Regions from separate parts of the Homo sapiens genome. Here region 2 is linked to region 1. A link is a loop called in an ENCODE intact Hi-C map of the cell type or tissue named here. Cell type or tissue: B cell. All regions are shown on one strand.

The links. Peaks named below come from ENCODE experiments on the same cell type or tissue, not always from the same donor. Only the 100,000 strongest peaks of a DNase experiment are listed, where the experiment ranks them.
Region 2: it touches region 1 in a loop (7-fold over the local background); 56 of 110 quality-filtered maps call a loop at or near these places.

Annotation. Positions count from the first base shown.
Region 1 is chr6:167,141,406-167,143,905 of GRCh38, forward strand. No RefSeq gene overlaps it. Among named protein-coding and RNA genes, the nearest start is that of GPR31, 15 kb to the right of the region's middle. RefSeq lists enhancers at 1,323-2,251, 2,252-2,500. In B cell, CTCF peaks have their summits at 953 (motif pointing left) and 958 (motif pointing left); a DNase peak (open chromatin) is centred at 956; H3K27ac peaks cover 2,250 bases.
Region 2 is chr6:166,988,242-166,990,741 of GRCh38, forward strand. No RefSeq gene overlaps it. Among named protein-coding and RNA genes, the nearest start is that of MIR3939, 8.4 kb to the right of the region's middle. In B cell, CTCF peaks have their summits at 1,548 (motif pointing left) and 1,750; a DNase peak (open chromatin) is centred at 1,600.

The DNA of each region.
Region 1 (2,500 bases):
TTGTGTTGCATTTGCCAATAGCATGATATTCCTGATGCCTTATTTAGGTAAATCCATATAAGAGCTAAGGCAGGAACGATTTATTTTCTACTTCTTGGCTGATTCCTCTCTTCATTGAGAGTCCAGGTGGACAGTCAGGAATGATGGGCAGAGTGCTGTTCTCCTCACCTCGAGGCTGTCCTCAGCACAAGGGAGCTGTTGTACCTCCTTCCAGCCCATTTCCATTCTAGACAACAAGAAGCAGGATGCGGGAAGCAGGTGGCCTTAAAGACACAACTGGAAAGCTGTGGAAATCATTTCTGCTCCCAAGGTGGGAGCCTTCACTTAGTCACATGGTTACAGCCAGGTGAAAGAAAGTCTGGGATGCTCTTCAGCGGGTGGCCGTGTGTCCATGTGCACGCAGTAATCACAAACACACCATGTAAGAAGGGGGAGAGATACTGAGAAAACCACTTTCATGGAGGGGAGGCAGCCGGACTCCTCTCTTTAACCAGAGGGGAGGGTCTGCATCTCCCCAGCTGTAGGTAAGCGGTAGCCGAGGCAGCCCACTAGGCCAAGGCCACTCAGGAGATATGGCTGGCCCTGTGCAGCAAGTCTAGGGTCACCTGGGATGCGCCCTGTACACAGGGGCCTCTTCTCCTGTAGCCCACTAATAATTACCACAGTGCCCACAGCCGGTCCATCTAAATGTTCAGAATACTGTATTTAGAATTAGTGTTAACATTTGAATAAGGTTTCATTTTTCTGCCTAACATTGAAAGATGAACTGGATTCTTGGATGTCACATAACATTTTGGGGTCCCCTTTCTGAACCTAGAATGTAAATAGATGAGCTAGCACTTCTCTTCACGCCAGTGGGGAGCAAATGCGATTCCTAAAGTCCTGGCTTCACCAGGAGCCGAGCTCCTGAGCCTTCCAGGGGTGCCTCTGCCCTGGACAGGGCGCTGCTGCCCTCTGGTGCGCGAGCCGCCTCCCAGCGCCTGCACCTGCTCCTGGAGACGCTCACCTTCCCGGCTGTTGCCCTAATTCTGCAACGTGTCAAAGGACAAATGTCACATGTATGTCTTAGCGGGGAAACTCTACAGTTTATTTTGGATAATAAGTATGTGAAATTAATACAATCTTATACTATCTTCTTGCACCCGTGGCGTAAAATCTTCAGAAAAATATCACTGCACTATTGCTGCTGTTCATTTTTCTCCTTGTTGCTTTTAACATTCACAATAGTAGATTGGCTCTTTCCTTTTTATTTTATTTTATTTTTTTGCTATGTGAACATATACATAGCAGAATAAATATATGTATAAATCAGGAAATACAGCATCTATATATTTTTATGGCAGATAATGTAGAATGACTTTTAGGATATTAAGTTAATAAAAAGAAGATATGTAAAATGATGTAATCTCTACTCACCAAGAATTCATTATGCAAGTCCAAAATTAAGGAGAAAGGTAAATAAACATTCCAGGCAACCTCCCTTTTCCACCTTTGTGAATCACGGCACATCTGATTGTGCACTAGGATGGCAGAGGAGTGTGTGTGACCCTGGGCGAGCTGGCTTTCATGGTGGTCCTTGCTGCCTTTGGGCCCCCAGGTGTCCAGGTGGGGCAGGAGAGGTGGTGCTGCCTGGAGGCAGCCTCTCCTTAGGAAAAGCCTTCTCAGGACCCCTGTCCCTCTAGTCCTCTGCAGACCTGACTTGACACCATCTCACACGGATGCATGAGAGGCCGTGGCCAGGGGTGCCCTCTGAGAACCAGCCCCCTGGCCCTGTCCTTCAGCCTTCTGGGCCTCCTTACTTACTTTTCTCCAGGGAATGTGATAGAGACAACGTGGCTGGCGGCGGGGCTGGGGGTGCAACCAGGGGAGAGCTCGTGCTCTGAGATCTCTCCCGTTAGCTGTTTGCTCTGCTCGCCGCTCACTCTAACCAGCTACAGAGCATCTATTCTGTGGTGTGGGCAGCTGCCCACCACCCTTGCCTCCTGGGTCCATGGCTGAGCCACCTTGTGCAGCCCCTGGGGACTCTGTGGGGCATGGGACTGAGGTCTGGCTGGAGATGCCTGAACACAGGTGAAACGCATCATTTCCAGGTCTGGTGCACAAAACCACTCGCTTTCTCCTGAAGGCCGGAGGGAGCAGGCACAGGAGACCTTGGAAACAGCTGCTGGAAACAGCAGAACCTGAATACACTGACCCTCCATGTGCCTGGTGCTACTGTGTGAGCAAGAAATGAACTTCTGTTGGGTTTGAGTCAACCTACATTGAATTTTGTTTCATGATTTACTCATCCGAGGCATGGGCCATCGTTCTGAGCTGTCCCCAGGCCTGACTCTCCATGGCTCTGGCTGAGGTCCTTCCACCCGCCCTCCTTCCTCCCCACTCACGTGTGCCCATCAGCCTTGGTGGAAGCTTTGCTCAGGAGATGTGGTGTTGCAGGGGCTCTGCCATCTTCTGTGGCCAGTTCCAGGGCCCAGGGCATTGGCTCTCCCCCAACCCTTTG
Region 2 (2,500 bases), 150 kb before region 1:
TGGCTTTTGAACCAATGAATTTTTTGTATACATGCACTTAGCAACACAATAATTACATTTATAAAGGGGGCTAGGCATTGTAAAGCTAAATAAATAACAAAATCCTCAGAGAATTAGTAAAAGAAAAACACTTTCATATTGTTCTCAGCATTTATTTTAAAACACCTAATTTGAAGGTATCAATTAACATAGCCAATTAACTGATAATATTAGCTATCCGTTTTCCCTCTAAAGCAGCCTTGTTGTCTGGGATATCAGCTGAGGTTTTTTGTCTCATGGCCACAGAAATGAAGAATGCAGACACACAAAGGGTGAAGTTAGAGAAGTGTAATAGGCAAAAGGAAAAGGACAGCTCTCTCTCACAGAGAGAGGTCCCAGACGGGTTGCCGTGCTGCAGTAAAATGGAGGGTTTTTATCAACGAGCTAGTAGGGAGCGGGTATCTTATCTACATAGGGCATGAAAACCTGGTTAGGACCAGGTGTGTCATCTGTATAGAGTGGAATCTCTGGCAGCCCCTACCCCATTCTTTTATCATGCAGGCAGGCTCTTAGCTTGGGCGACTCCACACTGCCTTTCTCCTTCCACCTTGCATGTGCTAACAAGAATAGGGGGAGTTTCCATGCCTTGTCCTGGGTACCTCCTTGCAGCTGCAGGCATTTCCCCCACCCCACCATGCAAGCTTCTAGCTAACCTTAGTGTGTCCCTGTCCAAAAAAGGGGAAAGGAATGTGCTCATTAAAGCCTACTGTTTTTACTGGGACCCATTTATGTAAGTTTGGTGACTACCCAAGAAACTCTCCCTCTGTGCCGGAGATGCTTATCTACATTATACAGTCCAATCTTCCAGGCTGCTCTTTGTTAAAAGAGAAGTGATTTATTTGGACTGCCTGTGGTTAGAATGGAAGTAATTTCTGAGCTGTTTTTTGTCAGAAGAAAAGCTTTTGTCAGGGACTCTTTCACCCTATCTACCTACCTAAATTATTTCTATCTCCTGTATTGCCTCTACCCATCTTAGTTCTCTGGCTGAGGTCCTGTAAATTAGACTGGCCAAAGACAGGTTTGTAGCCACAGACAAAACCCCTCAGACACCGAGTTGTAGAAGGAAGGGCTTTATTCAGCTGGGAGCATCAGCAGACTCACGTCTCCAAAAACCGAGCTCCCCAAGTGAGCAATTCCTTTCCCTCTTAAGGGCTTACAACTCTAAGGGGGTCCACATGAGAGTGTCATGATCGATTGAGCAAGCAGTGGGTATGTGATTGGGGGCTGCATGCACTGGTAATTACAATGGAACAGAACAGGACAGGGATTTTCACCGTGTTTTTCTTTTTCTATAAAATGTCTGTAATCTATAGGTAACATAACCGATTAGGTCAGGGGTTGATCATTAACTAGCATGTCCTGCCTTTAGGCAAAGAAAGGGAAGGCAGAGTTTTTCTTTTATTTGTTTCTTCTCAATCGTCTTCAGCTCAAAATAATCCTTATGCCAAAGAAGCATATGTTAGGGTGGCATATTCTGGTGTAACATCTTTGTCTCAGCAGGCAGTGAAAAATAATTTAAAAAGCCACCTTCTCTGCCTGCTGCACACTGCCCCTTGGTGGCCATCATTTTAACTGTCTTTGGTAAAGGTAGCTTTTCTTTTTTTTGCTTTGAGACGGAGTTTCGCTCTTACTGCCCAGGCTGGAGTGCAATGGCACATCTCGGCTCACTGCAACTTCCACCTCCCCAGTTCAAGCGATTCTCCTGCCTCAGCTTCCCGAGTAGCTGCAATTACAGGCGCCTGCCACCACACCCAGCTAATTTTTGTATTTTTAGCAGACGGGGGTGTTTCACCATGTTGGCCAGGGTGGTCTTGAACTCCCGACCTCAGATGATCCACCCGCCTAGGCCTCCCAAAGTGCTGGGATTACAGGTGTGAGCCACCATGCCCAGCCCAGAATGACCTTTGCTATCTCTTGCCTTCTGCATCTCTTCATTCAATCATTTTCTCTTAGTTTAATTCTAGTCAATTAAATTAAATTCTATAAATATTGAGAGAAAGCAAAATATCATGAAAAGAACATGAGCTGAAAACCAAATAGACTTGGGTGGTTCATCTCAGCTGCTAGCTGTGTGTCTGTGGGCATACTACCTAGCTTATTGGAACACTGTCTCATCTGTAAAATGGAGTTGTTTAAAAATAACTCAACATGCTCAGATCATGGAGAAAATGAAATTAGGTTGTATATTCAAAACAACTAATAATAGTTAATATTTTTATTATGTTATGATTGGGATTTTGAATACAATCTACTATCTAGCTATACATATTCACATCTACGGAGATTTTTATCCTAATTTACAAACAGAAAACTGAGGCAGAGAGACATTAGCTAACTTCCTGTGGTTAACATAACTAGTAAGTGGATTTGAACCCATGTAATGTGGCTGTAAAGTCCATGCTTTTAACCACTACACACAACCTGGTAAATCCTTGTTGAAATAAGAAAGCAATTTCAGTAA